Linked DNA regions of Mus musculus: region 2 is linked to region 1. Evidence: chromatin loops called from intact Hi-C (ENCODE). Cell type or tissue: heart. All regions are shown on one strand.

Region 1 (8,000 bases):
CCCCTCCCTGCCCTGCTCATTTGTGTTGGGATGGCCCTGCTGGGTTGGACAGAGGAACTGGTGGGGGATGAGAGGGAGGGAGGAAAGTATAGGATATATTTTATATTTTAGGCCCTATATTTTGACTTCAGGTAATACCTCTGTGGTCTCAGATAAAGTATTCCAAGTTCCTATGACTCTAACCTGTAACTATACATTTATCTAGAAAGACTATTTTAAGCACTTATCAGTTATGCATGTCATGAAAACAAAGCGGGTAGGGTCCCTCACTACTAGGATCCTCTGAGAGGTGTTGCAGCAGGAGTCTTGAGGTGATGGTAAGGCTAGAAAGGAATATGGAGAAGGCCTTCCTATGTGCAGGACTGAATGAGCTGCCTCCTAACCTTCCTAACCACACGCCCACCATCCCTCCTGCTCAGGAAACCGCTCTTTTCTTTTCACAGTCACAGTCCGTACAGCCCCGTCACTTAAAGCGTGTGATTAGTGGTGTTCAGCGCACTCACAGGGTGAACAACCATCCATCACCACAGTCGATTTTAGAGCCTTCCAACCACGCCACCATTACCTCACCCCACCATTCCATACACTATGTTTATAAAAATAAATTCTTTGTTTCCGTCCTGAAGGGAGAACACGAACCTGCATTGAAAACAAAGGGGTCACGCAGCCTACAGCCCACTGTGGTGCCTGCCTTTTTTCACTTAGCGAGATGCTCTTCAGTTTCTTTGGCATCATAGTGTGTGTCAACGCTCCATTCTCTTTCTGAGGAATGAGGAAGAGGCTATTCCAGGGTACAATCCAGTCATCACACCATAGATCTTTGTCCCCACGGTCTAGCTTTCGTGAATCATTTGGCTCTAATATCTACGCATACATTTTTATTTAGATGGAGATTTTTGTTTCCCTTGGGCGTGTACCCAGGAATGTCTGACTTGTCCAGGGCTGCTTATAAAGTCCCTGGGGTTGTAATGAGAGGACAACTTGTTTCCACTTTACCTCTAGGAGCTTGGCTTCTAATGTGTGCACACTTTTATTTTTTTATATATTTTTTAACCTATGAACTTGTACTCAGCAGCCCCAGTCCTGTGTGTTTGCTTTGGCTTGTGTCAGTGTAATGCCTTCCTGTTTTATGTTGTTACCACAGGCCTTCCTCATTCCTCCCGTTTCCATTTTGCTCACTGTAGGTTATTTTTCTTCCTTTGAGGCCTGGATTTTGATTTTGGTGGGAATCTTACTGGTTATAGAAATAACAAAAGGAATTTCCCAATTTCTATCACGTCACCGATTGGGGGTGGGGGAGGGGGCTGCGAGAGGGCAGAGGAGGCAGGAGGAAAGAGCGCAAATCCCTGGAAGCCAGAGGAGGCTCAGGCTGGTCTCCACAGTGCCTCTGCCTTGGGCTGCTCTCCTGGCCTCCACCCAGTTCGCCCTGGCTCTTTACACAGTACGTGCTCCTCAGCACTTTCCTGAAACACCTGCTCATGGCGATTGCCAAGGGCCCAGGAGCTGTTGGAGACTCTATATCCTGTTTGGGAACGGTTTCAAATGAAACCAGTGACTCTTCCCTGCATCAAGACGGGTGTTTTTAAGGGTGAAGGAGGAGGAGGAGATCGACCAGGACTTGTGCTTCAGACAAGTGGTGCAGTGCACTGCACAGCAACCTTACTCTGCCCCGCAGCCCTCCCCCCCTTCCCCTTCCCTGTCTGCAGGTTCTCAGGGGCTGGAGGATAGCCCCAAGCTGTGTGGAAGATCCAGGGGATCTGGGTAAAGATGCTTCCAGGGCGTCTTCTCCCACCTTGATCCTGTGTCAATTTTTCTTCTCTGTGTTTTTCATTCAATTAACATTTCCTGAGAAACCTGTGCCTAGCACAGCTGCAGCCCCTGGGACACAGGTCTGTTCTCTGAGTTCCTGGAATGTACAGCCTTTAATTTCCTTTTTCCTTCCACGTTCTTCTCTAGTCTCCATTTATTCATTTCTTGTTTTCCTGTTCTTTCCTATGCTCGTGTGTTAAAGGGACACATTTAAGAATGGGTTTCCACATCAGTGTCTCATCGTCTGCATTTCCACAGAAAGAGTTCAGAGCTGGGAGGCTTGGCACAGCCCAGGGGTTGGCAACCTGGGAACGCATTGGCCTCATCTCCTGAGGATGGTGAAGCTGGATTCAAAGTCTACATCAAGAAATTTGGTAACTGCCAGATGAGGTAGTGGACATCTGTTATCTGAGCACAGCTATTCTCAACCTTTACTACAGTTCCTCATGTTGTGGTGACCCCCAATCATAAAAGTATCTTGTTGCTACTTCTTAACTACACATTTGCTACTGTTATGAATCGCAGTGTAAATATCTGAGATGCAGGACTTTGAGATGCAGCCCTCAAAAAGGTCATGAGCCACAGGTTGAGAAACATTGTGCTAGCATTAAGGGGGAAGAAGCAGGCAGAACTCTTTAAGTTCCAGGACCACCAGGGTTAGACAGTGAGACTCATTAATAAAATATCCCATACCCACGTACCAACCACCCCCCCCCAAAAAAAAAGCAGCAGCCCAGATCCTCATCTAACTTACAGTCTGGTGGCCATGCTGAGAAACTAGGCTCCAGTGTGTTTGTGTGTGTGTGTGTGTGTGTGTGTGTATTTGTGTGTGCGCACGCACACGCAGTTGCATGCACATACCTGTACAGGACTATTCTCCTAGCCAAACAGCTGTCATCTAAGGGGTTCAGCTGTTCCTACTTGCAAAAGATTGTCCCCGCTGCTGGGATCGTGGATGGTTTACAACCCCTCATAAAGGGGTGGGAAGGGTGCTGCTCAGCCTGTGATGGTCATCTGAATACCTAGCTGCTTCCAGTCACCCACTGTTTGCAGCCCTTCTCCAAGAGCACTTGGCCTCAAGGAGGGGCTGGTGTCTCTAGGCTGGGAAAGGCTAGGGAAGGGGAAATGTGCTTAAGTTAGCACCCCATTGTGCTCCATAAGCTAGCTCAGTAACTGAGTTGGTTTGTCCTTTGAGACCTTAGGAGGCAGGGTAGATGCTGCCTATGTCTCCTCTTGGGATGGGATGTTAGAAACGAGTGTGTAAGGCATGTCTGGAGGGCTGGGATGGCACAGAGCAGCATGGACTGAAGGATTCATAGGCCTTGTTGAACCATTTGGCTCATCTGGAGATAGTTCCCAAAGAAGCTCCTGATTCATGTGGAATGCTTGCTCTACACTCCGCCAGGGCTGTGGCTCTGCACTCCTTCATATGCTCATGCGGTTGGCGTGACTGAACTTTGGGGCCTCCCTCTGACCTGACTGATCCTAGACTTTACTCCTTCACAGTCAGATGCAAGCCAGGTCTTCTTCATTTGCCCTTCTCACCTCTCTTCTGGGGAGATGGTCCGGTTGTTTCTTTAACGTCCCTGGCTTTGTGGTCAGCAGTTTGACTACTAAGGAACAATTTCAGATGATTTGGGGCACAGGACTCATGGAATTTACAGAAAAGCCACACTGGGAGGCCTAGGAAATGCAGAAGCTGGAACAGTCCCAAGGAGCATAGCAGACAACATTTGTGGACCTTTACGAAGGGGGTCCCATCATTTGCATGGCTCAGCTTTTGTACCTCTTGATATAAATAGTCAAGAGAAAGGTATGTGAATTCCTTGTGCTTTAAAATCCACCCTGGTCTATTTAATGGTGGGTGAAGACTAGCCTTCCATGAAAGAACTTGGTGGTAGGGACCTAGGGCAGCTTTGGTGCAGGCTGCTGCTGGCAGGAGGCTTGCAGCAATGTGTTGATTTCTCTTCCCAAGCAGGAGAGAGAGTTAATTTAATACTTAAATTACAGGGACAAACCCCTGGCTCTGCCCAAACACTCTGCTCACCCTCCTGGGTCTGAGTGTCCTCCAACGTTGCTTCCTTGTTCCCTGTTATCAAACAGGTCTCATGGAAGGCACTGACCTGTGATTTTTGTGTTGTAAAAAAGCCAGGGTGTTTGATGCTCACATTTATCCGCTAGGGGAAAACACACACACACACACACACACACACACACACACACACACACACACACATTAAATGAGACTAATGGACTCTCGGGCACATGCACATTCCATTGCAACCGGCCCTGGGCCAGGCCACGCTGATTTTTCAGGTCGCAGATCTCCACGCAGCTGAGGTAGAGCCAAAAGGTCTGTCAGCTGCTGAACTTCCTCCCTCCAGGCTCCTTCCCTATCGAAATGCTTTCGAAAAGACTGTGTCTCCAGAGTTAAAATCCTAACGTGAAGCCAAAATCCAAGCCGATGACACTATTTAAAATGAGAGTTATCAAGTCACAGGTCCAGAGGGAAGGCCTCTTTGACCTAACGCTGAGCAATTTCTTATAGCCTTGCAGTCCATTTGAATCCCGGAGAGCTGAGTTTTCATTAAGCCTACTACTTACTGGAAGTGAGTGTCCCGCATCCGTCTGCTCTGGGTCCTAGGTCTTACCAGCAGCAGGCTCTAGGTGGAGCTACAATGCAACTTTAGTCACCTCAAAGTCCGCAGAAAAACTTAAGGAAATCACAGTGCTCAAAGACACTATATAGTAACACCATTTATGAAAAGGGGTACAACAATCACCACGTGGAGGCTTCTGTACGGGAGGCAGGCTAGGAGTGGGTGGGGTTGGTGACCACCGTTTTCAGTGACAAGTGGAAAGGCTTGTGGTGGCAAGGAATATGTAACTATTGGTGGTTTGTCAAGTCTTAATCCAAGAATCACTGTTCTCTTACCTCATGGGCGGAGAGAGGGCAGGCAGAGAGAATGGAAAGCCCGAGAAACAGAAAAAACAAGAGAAACACGAATTTAAAATATATATAATTGTAATTGTTTTATCTTGAAGGAGAATTTGGTCTAAGGCACACAAAATTCCTCTGGGTTCATACTTGAACCACGGAATTAAAGAGTGATGATCATTCAGGGTAGAGGGTCTTGATTAAAGGCTCTTGTTCATGAGTGGCCAGTGAATAAAAAGGAGCTAAGAGACACATCAGATATCTTTGCTTAGGGGGAACATAGGCTAATAGTTGTTTGTGTTAGGTTTATGTTTCTCAAGACGAATTTTGATGACTTTGGGGCTATATGGAAAGTCCTAATCTGAACCTTGATTTCTCTTGTTTTCCAAGAACACGTCCATCTTCTTACATTTCTAAAGTACTCTAACTCTCTGGTTCTCAGCCTGGATCAAACAGCACCAGCGTAGCACTTGTTAGAGAAGAAAATTCTTGAGCCATACCTGTGTTGGTTTATCATTACTGTCCACTTAACTCTATTAGGAATCACCTATGAGACATACTACTGGGTTATTTATAGATGATGATGATGTGTGTATGTGTGTCTCCAGGTATTTATGTAACACAACATATGGTTGTGAGCCACCATGTGGGTGCTGGGAATTAGACTCAGGTTCTCTGGAAGAGCAGAAACTGCCACTAACCTTTGAGTCATCTCTCCATTGACACATCCATCTGGATGTGTCTGTGAAGATGTTTTCAGAGAGGTTTAACTGAGGAGGAAAAGACCCACCCTGAATGTGGGTGGCATTGTCTCACGGGCTGAATTAAATGGAAGCAAAGGAGAGTGTGATTGGCTGACTCATGCCCCTGCTGGCGTTATTTACTTGCCATGATGGGCAATTTACCCATGAGCTAAAATAAACCCGTCCCTTGTTAAGTTTACCACAACCATGTTGTCACAGCCATGAGGCGGGGGATATGGGGCTTAGTGGGCTATAGTTCAGCTGTTCCTCCAGGTGCTTCTGAAACCTGCTGAAGTTCAAGTATACTAACTCCAGAGTCTCTCAAAATTTCACAGGGTAAAGTTGGAAGAGATAGGTGACCAGTCAACATTTGAGTCCCTATTCAGTTGGCACTGTGATAAAGTTGGCTACTAAAATAAAACTCTGTATTATTTAACCTATTTTCTTTCGTCCTCTGTAGAAAACCCGGACCTCTTCCTAGTCGTTAGCAGGGAAACTCATCATATGTAGTAAATGTTACGTGAATAAGATAATTCTACTTGGAAAGGTGAGAGGAGGAAGGCTTATGGGTTAGAAAAGGACATCTGAGCAGTCTTCAATGATGAGAATGTCTAATGAGGCAGAGAAGGACTTGTGGCTTTGAATTGTTGACTTTTATTATTGTCATAGAAGAAATTTGTCTACTTCAAAATGTAAAGGAGTGGCGCATGTGGGGGGGATAGGTTTCCCTGCTACCACTTGGCTAAAGACATGAGCTTTTCAAGTCACCTATGAAGAGGAAAAACCCAGCTATTCTTGGACTTTGATTTAGTGAAGTAATGTCTACACATTTCTGAGGAACTCAGTGACTCAAGTCTTCTACTCAGCCAAAGTGTTGGTTAAATCTAATGACAACGGATACCACGTTCTCAGGTTTCAGCAAATTCAAGAACGAACCAACACACCTTAGGAAAAATAATTATTCAATGACAAGTTTCAGCCTGGTCAGAGGTCAATCAAAATGAAAGACTGAAGAATGGATCAGTCATAGTGAAAGAGCTGCGGTGAGCATGGGAAAATTAGGTCTAGTTAAAGTAGATACTTTAGTAACAGGGCAGAAAGGGAATGTTACATTGTTTACTATGGGCTGTAGGTCAGGCTGGGAGGATATTAACTCCCTCAGCTGTTTTAGAAGGAGGCTTAGTTTTAGAAATGGCCAACCACTTTAGGTTTTTTGATACAATTTTTTTCTTAGAGAACTTAAAACAAACAAACAAACCTCTTATGGCAAAATTCCCACAGTTATGTGATGCTTCTTTTTCCCCCTTTTCCTTAAAATCATTTTAGTTTGTTGATAAGTAAAACTAGATCTTAATACTTCCTTTAAATTAAAACTATCTAATAAAGTGTAATCTAATATTATTTAACATATGTTCCTAAGTCTAAGTACCTTCCTCTTTTCCTCCTTATCTTACAGGAATTGAATCCAGGGCCTCAGACATGCTAGACACTCTACCATGGAGACATACCCAAGCCTTCCTTGTCCTTTTTAGCTTGTTTTACTTAGTTGTTCAAATGCTTTGCCTGCCTGTATGTATGTGTACCACATGCGTGCCTCATGCCTAAGGAAATCAAAAGAGGGCATCAGATTTCGTGAAACTGGAGTTATGAATGTTTGTAAGCTGCCTCAGGGTGCTGGGAACCGAACCCTGTTCCTCTGGGCCATTCTCCAGTCTCTAGTTTTTTTTTTAGCCCAGGCTCTCACTAGGTTACCAAAGCTGCTTTTAGCTCACTGTGCAGTCTAAGCAGCTTTGGACTTGCAATCCTACCCCAGTCTCCTAATAATGGAGATTTTGCATCTCTACTAACAGTCCTGCTTTCTTCTCCGTCTCTTTGCCTAATCTCTTATATGTTATGATTTAACTTTTGCCTACCTGCCTGTGATGTTCAGGTTTTAGGTCTGATGACTGCAGTGAGTTTCAGAGTTACCCATCGGATAGCCTTCCTTGCATGTTCAGTGGATAGGCACTTTAACTTGTTCCAAAGCAGACTTGTTTATTGAATCCAAATTTGTTGTGCCTTCTATGTTTGTGTATTTCCCGACTTCACTCATGATTTTATTGTAGCTGGATCCCAGACTCCTTACCTGTCCTTCATCCCATTCATTCTATCAGCCCCTGACCACATTTCCAAACCAGATTCTTGAAGCCACCCTTGATTTCTCGGTCTTCCTCATCTGTCCCTTCTGTCTGGTCAACAGTGCCACTTCCCAAACCCACAGTTTTCCCTCCCTCTTAGTCCTCATTCTCCTAGAGCACTGGGGACCAAGTATTCAATCACACAGGTATATGGGGGACATCTAATGCAAACCACCACAGTGAACAGATGTTGGTGAGGATGCAGGGAAAGAGGAAGGAACCTTTGTTCTCTGTTAATGGGACTGTAAATTGGTGTACCCACTGTGGAAACAAGTATGGTAGATTCTTTAAAAAGAAAACCCAGAACTACCCTATGACCCAGCTATACTGTTC
Region 2 (8,000 bases), 140 kb after region 1:
TCTAGGCCAGTCCCCAAATGTCTATGTAAATAGCCCTGAAACTTCTGATCCTCTTGCTCCATCTCCTGAATGTGGTGCCAGGAGGGAACCTAGGACTCAGTGCCTGTCACTCTGCTGACTGTGACAGCCCCAGCATTACGTGATATTTTAATATATGTAGACAGTGCTGTGTTTAAATCATATTAACATGTCTGCTTCACTCAGAATCTTTGTAGATTTTAAAGGTATAACAACACATAATTATCATTATCATCTCTAGAGCTTCTCACATTTATCCACTGCAACTTCCTCCCTATCAGTCAACCTCTCTGCGTGCCGCCTTCCTACCACTTCCACCGCTCTCTGTTAACCGAAATCCTTCTCCTCGAGACTTGTAAGAGATCAACCTCTGAGGTCCTGCATGTGAATGACCAGGGCATTGTCTTTCTGTACTCTAAGCTTGTTTTTTGTTTTGTTTTGTTATTTTTTTCAACACAGTGATCTCCATTTCCATTCACATTGCCACAAACAACAGAGTTTCTCCCTCCCCCCCCCCCCGCTTAATAATATTCCAGCATGTGCACGCATGCGTGTATGTGCATGCATGTGTATGTGTGACTTATTCTTTATCATATATCATTTGTATGCTTAGAGTGACTCTATATCTTGGCTTTTGTGACTAGCCCTGTGAACATGGGTGTGCAGATTGTCTCAGACAAGCCGACATTACTTCTTTGGATGTGTACATCCTCAGTAATGGGATTTGTGGGTCTCGCAGGACTTGTACTTTTAGTACTTGTGGGTCACTCGGGAGTTGTACTTTTAGTATTTTAAGGGACTAACAATCCATCCTGATTCACATCCCCACCAACAGTGCATGGGGAGCCCTTTCTCCACACCCTCACTAGTACTTCCCACTTTGGGCCTTTTGGATAATTACCATTTTACCAGAGTGACTTGATCTCTCACTGTGGCTTTAAATTGTATTTCCCTGATTTGTGCTAGCAATTTTTTTTTCTGTGTACCTGCTGATTTTTTTGCATGTCTTATTTTGATAAATGATTATTTAGGTTTGTTGCTTGGTTTTAATTGGGTTATTTCTTGTTTTGTTCTCTTTTTTAAAAGTATTTCTATTAATTTTTCAAGAATTTTATACAATATGTTTTTATACTATTCACTCTTGAGTTCTTACTCTTAAATCCTCCCCAGTTCATGCCCAGCTTCCTACTCCTACTCCCACTCTTAACCTCTGTTTCTTTTAGTCAACAGCGCACCGACTCTGGCTGGTACTGTGCATGTACTTGTGAGTGTAGGACCATCCACTGGAGAAGTCTACAGGAGCCACACCCTTAAGGAAAGCTGGCATTCACCCTCCTCGAAGCCATCCATTGTCCATAGCCTCTCCATCAGGGATGAGAGTTCATGAGCTCCTTAAGCTTCCGTCCATGCTAGACTGTAGCCTGTATTGATCTTGAGCAGGTCTTGTGTAAGCAACCACAGCTGCTGTGAGCTCATGAGGGTGGTGGTCCTGTTACTCTCAGGAGACACCGTTTCACTGTGGTCCTCCCTGCCCCCTTTTCCACAATGATCCCTAAGCCGCAGGTAACAGTTTGTGGAATAGATATCCTGTTTGTGGTTGAGCACTGTCCAGCCACTGACCCTCTGCATTGTGACCAATTGTGACTGCTCTTGAGATTTTAAAATTCTCTAACTATTGTGGGCTTGAACTCCCTTTCAGGCACAGAGCTTACAAGCATCCTTTCCCATTCTAGAGATTTTCTTCATTTTGACAGTTGATGGCTTTTTGGGCAGACACCTTTTCGTATGGGATGGTTGAGTTTCTCCATGTGCCTCTGAACTCTTGTCCTTGTGTATTCTAATGTCCTGTGGCATTTCCTGTATGTTTTCTTCCATTTGAGTTGATTTTTGTAGCCTACATCTAGCAGTTCATCTTTTGCATGTAGATACCAGAGTCCCTCTGTACTATTTACTAGTTGAGATTTATTTTTATTTTATCTACGTGTGTGTGTGTGTCTATGTGTCTGTAAGAATGTGACTGTGTGCCCTCAGAGGCCTGGGGAGGATGTCAGATCCCCTGGAGCTGGAGTTACAGGTGGCTGAGAGCTGCCTCACATGGCTGCTGGGGATTAAACTCTGCTTCTCTCAAAGCGCAGCAAGTGCTCTTAACTGCCTGCCCTCAGGTCCAAGGACTGAAAACACTGGCTTTACTCTGTCTCTCCCTCTGCTAGCAGTGTAGTCTTGTTTACTTTCTCTATGGTCTCATCACTAGCTGGGAATGATTACAGCACATACCATATGCAGGCTTCTGCAAAGGGTAACTGAGCTTGCCACACAGGGCTTCAAGGAATAGCAGCAGTGGTTGTGAAGAGCTCAGGGCCTGGTGCCCATCAGCCTGAATGAACCCTGAATGAACTCATGTTTAACCACCATCATCCCAAGTGGGGCCAGGCATTTCACTTCCTTGCTTGGTATCCTTTTTTTTTTTAAAATGGGGAACATTTGGTTGTCATGAAAATGAGTAAGTTAATCTAATCTGTATAAAAGGTGATGCCTGTACTCAGCAAGTATTGTTGGCTGCAATTAGCATGATGGTCGATACAGCCCAGATTGAGTGTGGTCCACAACAGCCATGAAATGATATTTTCATTTTACTGGAAGCACAGACCAGAGACAGAAAGTGAAGGAGAGGTTTCACCGGGTTCAGCTCAGTGGATTTCAGGGTGTCTCTGAGGGCGGCTAAGCTTCGTCTGCTCCCACAGGTGTGGTCACGGTGCCATTGTTGCTCAGTCATCATACCTCAGCTTCTGGAATACCCACCCAAGACATTGTTCCACCCTCGCACACAGCACTCTCAAATGCATCCTGGCTGAGAAGTAGCTGTTACCCCAATCCTGGGAGCGGGAGCAGCGTGACTGACAGCTTGCTGGAACTGGGACTTCCTTTTTGCCCTGGGCTCTGGCTGTGAAACAGAGCACATGAAAATAATTTCCTTAAGGAAGTTGTCCTGGTAGACAATGCCTCTTTGTCTGCAGGTAAAAGATGCTGCGAGGCCTAAAGACTGTGTGGTCTGGGATCTGAACAGCTGGGCTGTCTTTCTGGCTTCTAGGGCCTGCTGGGACATTGCTTCTCCCAGAGTGCCCTTCCATGAAACCTTGTCCTGCTGGCTTTCACTTCTGCCGCTTGTGCAGAGGGACAAAGTGCATGATGGGTGGTAACTGAGAACTGAGGCCACGGCAGGGGAGATTCCGGGGCACCAGGGCAGTGGAGCTGCCTCCTAGAGTCCCTGAAGTCACACTCATGTTTAACCCCTGTGCACCTCTGCTCACAATATGAAGGTGACATTAACTGACTCCGGTGAATATCCTGAGACTAATTAAATCTTTGGGAAAGAGTTAAGGAAACGAAGCTGATGTCTTTGTTGACAAAGCTGCAGTACTTATCAAACCCCCAGGGTTTCAGGGCTCAAGGGCATGAGAGATCAGGTAGGAGGGCCGCATAATTCTTCCCGAAAGCTAGTTTCGACCTCCCCAGCCACCCCAAGGATTCTCCAAAGACCTGAGGGGTTTTCAAAAGCCGCTGCTCTCTTGAGCAGGTCTAAGGAAGTCAAGCGTTAGTCTTCCTGATTTACCCTTCTCCTGGGACCTTTCCAGTTCCGCTGACCTCCCAACCTCCCTTATATCATTCTTTGGCTTGACTTAATTCTCTTTTGGTTTTAAACAAAAAAGGAGTCAGCCATTGTTCCGTTGTTACCGTCCATCACAGCTGTCACCCAGGGAGCATGTGTGTGTGTGTGTGTGTGTGTGTGTGTGTGTGCTCTGCGTGCTGTGCATGTGTTTCCTGTGGAAGCTAAGTCTTCCAAGAGCCCACAGAAGGTCACCTTTCATCCCATGTACCCAGGCTGGCCTGGCAACACTGCAACCTACAAGCCATGGCAGCACCTAGCGCTAGCATTTTTTTGTACGGCACCTTTCTCCTCAGCGGGTTTCAAACCAACTGCTGCATGCTTGTCTCTCATGCTTCATGCGATGAACTAACTTCTCAGAGAAACTCACGCTGTTCCACGGAAAGCCAAAGATCAGGACTGTTAGTGAGATTAAGCCATCTCAGTCAAACTCTTGATTTTTGTAGGCAAAAATTCTAGTCAGCCACCAGAGGGTGCCCACAGAGTTCTCTAAAAATGACTAAAAACCATGAAAGATTGCAGGAGGAAACATTTCCAGTTTGTATAAGACCAAAACAAATAGAGCTTGCCCACCCCTGCCTTATGTGGAGAATGACAAAGCAGCCATGGAAAAAGCAGGGGCGGGGGCTTTGGGACTGAGGGAGCGTGAGAGAAATCACCTGGATTTGAGCTGAACTGAGTTGCTTCAGGATTTGAAATTGGCAATTGGAATAGCATTTTGTGTACCGGCCCAGGAAGCGGTTTCATTTCTAAGCAAAACTCTCCGCCATGACCATCCCCCCATCTGTGTGTACAAAAGAAATGCAAATACATGTAAATATTATTCTAAACCAAAGGCTTCCTGGAAGGTAAGGCGGCTGCAGCAGAAAAAGAAAGAGAAAATGAAAAAAAGAAAAGAAAAAGAAAGAAAAGGAAAGAAAAAAGCACAGTGCGCTGGGAATTGGAAGGGTTGAGTGTTTGAGCCACAGGTCTTGCCCTAGGGTAAGATCTCAAAATGGAAATGAAGGGACTGTGGATCTCAAAGCAGAGAGCAGACCCTACCTTCTCCAGGGCCTGGCATGTAGGCTATGTCTGGCATCTCTAGCTCCAGGGACTGGCATGGTGACTGGGTTGTAATAGGTGCCTGGAAATGTCAGAAGAGTCCGTGTGTGTCCCAGAAGAGAGCTGGAGAAGGCAGGACTTCCTGGGCTGGCTGGGAACATTTGTCAGGCTGAGAAGTGGGGAGACATGGTGGCCTGGGGTGGAAGGATAATTTCCTCATGAGAAGTTCTGTTGTTGTTGAACTCGGGTATCATATCGTGTGTAACCAACAAGTCAGGCTTGGCCACCCATCTTCAATAAGCTGATTAGAGGAGCCAAATTAATAGTGAGAAGCAGAAAGAGGACACTTAGTCAATGTGGCCATATCGGGAAGAGGGGCAAAGAGTCTTTTTTTTTAAATTCAAGACAGGGTTTCTCTGTGTAGCACTGGTTGTCCTGGATCTTACTCCATAGACCAGGCTGGCCTCAAACTCAGAGATCCTCCTGCCTCTGCCTCCCAAGTGCTGGGATTAAAGACATGCGCTACCACTGCCTGGACAAAGAGTCTTAATGACTTCTCTGAGTCTGTCTTGGGGGTTCTGACAAGTTTAAGTAGAAAGCAAGAGATATGCGTAATGAAACAGTCTCCGAGATGTGGTCCCCTCCCCCCACCTCCTTGAGCCTCTCCTGAAGGTCAGTCTGTCTTACAAGGTCACCTGACCTGTGCATTTTTTTCTTCTGGAAACAAGTTCTTCCTTTGGATGCCCTCAATTTCAGACATTTCCTCTCCCAGTACAGAGGTTCCTGGGGACATTGCAGTTTCTTGGGGTCCATTCTTTCAACAGTCTGATGAAGAAGGAAGTGCCAATGTGTCTGTAGCAGGTGTTCATTCCTGCCAGACAGGTCGGTTTATACCATGCTATGTTAAGTTTGTGCCACTGTGACAAAGTAATTGAGATAAACAACTTAAAATTAGATATTTATCTATTTATCCATTTATTTATTTATTTATTTATTTATTCCTTTTGGCCCATGATTTTAGAGATTTAAGTTTATGATGAGGGGGCTCTGAAAGTCAAGGTGACACAGATATCATGGTGGGAACCACTTGGTAGAGCAAAACCACTCACCTCAGGGTGGTGTGACTTTTCTTGGGGCAAAGTAAAGAAACATTATATTTGCCCCAGATAGGGAGCTGACAGACCAGACCAGAAAAGAATTTCATCCAAGCCCAGGCTGGTGAACAAGTAAATTAGGGTCTCTTAGTTACTTAAAGGAGTGTGGGCCACTTACCTTGGAAATGTCACAACCTTTAGAATTAACACACAGGCAGCTGTACCTCCAATAAGAATTGCACCTCCTGCATATGCTAACACACACACACACACACACACACACACACACACACACACACACACACCAATCCTAGGGCAGGACTGCATGCATTTGGGAAAGGAACAAGAGGGTGTAATTACTAGGATCTGCAAGGAAACGCTAACTTCGTCACTATTACTACAGAATGTATTATTCTGTTGACTTCGTTGCCATAACTGTGGGCCAAAGGTTTTCTATAGGTCACAACAGGACCTCTGCTTTGAGGTGGCCAAGAAGAAATGAAAAGAGGAGGAAGGAAGGAAGGAAGGAAGGAAGGAAGGAAGGAAGGAAGGGGAAGGGGAAGGGAAGGGAAGAAGGAAGGGAGGGAGGGAGGGAGGGAGGGAGGAAGGGAGGGAGGAAGGGAGGGAGGGAGGGAAGAAAGAAGGAAGGAGGGAAGGAAAGGGGAAAGGGAGGAAGCAAGGAAGGAAGGAAAAAGAAAAGGGAGGAAGGAGAAACAAATAAGCCAGGTATAAGGATATGACCTTTGTGGGCATATGTCTGTGACCTAATTCCTCTAATTAGACCCCACTTTCAGAAGTTTCCATCAACTCTCAGTAGCCTATTAAGCCATGGTCCTATCAATGGATTAACCCATTGATGAGGTTAGAATCTTCTCAGTGTACTCACCTTCCAAAGGCTTGACCTCTGAACACATGAGCTTTGGGGAAACATTTCAAATTCAAACTGTAATGTGCTCCTTCTGAGGTACCTCTGCCGGAAACCTTTGCCCTTAATGTCCAACAGAACAGAAGTATGAATGTGTTGACTTTGTCTTCATCACGGTCACTTGCCCTGTCTGAATGCTCCATCCATTCACGTATGTTTCTTTCTACTCATACGGAGTTTTTCAGTATCAGTCTCTAGCTACCACTTATCATTCCCAAACAAGGACCCTAGTGTCTCTTAGTCATTTTTTTCCATGGTAAACTAAAGAAGTAAATATTGGTGGAAATAAGTTCTTACTAGTACCCAGAAAGATCTTTGGTTCTCTGGGAATCCAGCCAATATGGAATGAGGTGGAGGGACTGGTTGCTGGGCAACTAACTGGGCTGCCATTTATCTTTCTGGGTAAGCAAAGGCACTGTGTGTCTATGTTCTCTCCCTTTCTCTCTCCCTCCCCCCACCCCCCACCCCCGTCTCTCTCTGTGTCATTCTTTATGTCTCTCTCTTTCTATCTCTGTATTACTCTGTCTCCCTCCCTCTCCCTGTCTCTGTCTCTGTCTCTCTCTCTCTGTGGGGGTCATATGGTCTTGAGAGTGGGCTTCAGTGATATCTCGCTCTGACATGGGGTCTATCACTTACACAGTGCTTTGGCAGCTCCTATTGTCTCTTTCTGCTGTGCACAGGGAGAGAAGATATGATTCGTGTTTAAATTTAGAAAGAACTGTAGAAGTATAGTTTGGAGACATTTTGTTTCCCTTAGGTTATGTTACTTCCCGGTACTTCACAGAAGGAATTATGATGTCCAGGCCTGTGACATAGAATGCTCACTCTGTGTATTCTCTTTTCAATATTTTTTCCTTAAAGTTACTTTTATGAAAGAGAATAGTTTTAGGAGTTGTCCTGCTTCTCCTGCTCATGCCCATGGCTACGTCTGTACATCTGACTAGCTCTGTAATAATCTTCTTTTCCCAGACAGACTGGGACTGGTTTCCTGGGTTAGAGCTGAGCCCATTAGGGTCTCCTATATGAGAGGCATTTGAAAGTATAGAATGTGTGTACTTCAGTACATCATATAGCATTGTCTACTCAGAGAAAGTCAGACTCAAAAAAAATCTTCATTCTCAGGAGGTTGCAAGACCATAAGAGAAGCAGACAGTGGCCAGACAGTGGCTGAGAGTCAGTTGGGGCCTCTGTCGGACTCTCCTAATCCTCTGCTATGGAAGGAGCACAGACAGGGCTCATCTCTCAGAGTGCTGAGTCA

The links. Peaks named below come from ENCODE experiments on the same cell type or tissue, not always from the same donor. Only the 100,000 strongest peaks of a DNase experiment are listed, where the experiment ranks them.
Region 2: it touches region 1 in a loop (4-fold over the local background); 10 of 42 quality-filtered maps call a loop at or near these places.

The regions. Positions count from the first base shown.
Region 1 is chr12:54,486,355-54,494,354 of GRCm38, reverse strand. No RefSeq gene overlaps it. Among named protein-coding and RNA genes, the nearest start is that of Gm36213, 11 kb to the right of the region's middle. In heart, a CTCF peak has its summit at 4,467; no DNase peak of the experiment used is centred here; H3K4me3 peaks cover 264 bases; H3K27me3 peaks cover 1,042 bases.
Region 2 is chr12:54,349,610-54,357,609 of GRCm38, reverse strand. It overlaps Gm35895 (a long non-coding RNA gene), which reads right to left and starts at 6,786. Exons shown (of 3, transcript XR_381605.3): 1 at 6,704-6,786; 2 at 4,724-4,917; 3 at 4,371-4,466. In heart, a CTCF peak has its summit at 4,141 (motif pointing right); no DNase peak of the experiment used is centred here; H3K27ac peaks cover 334 bases.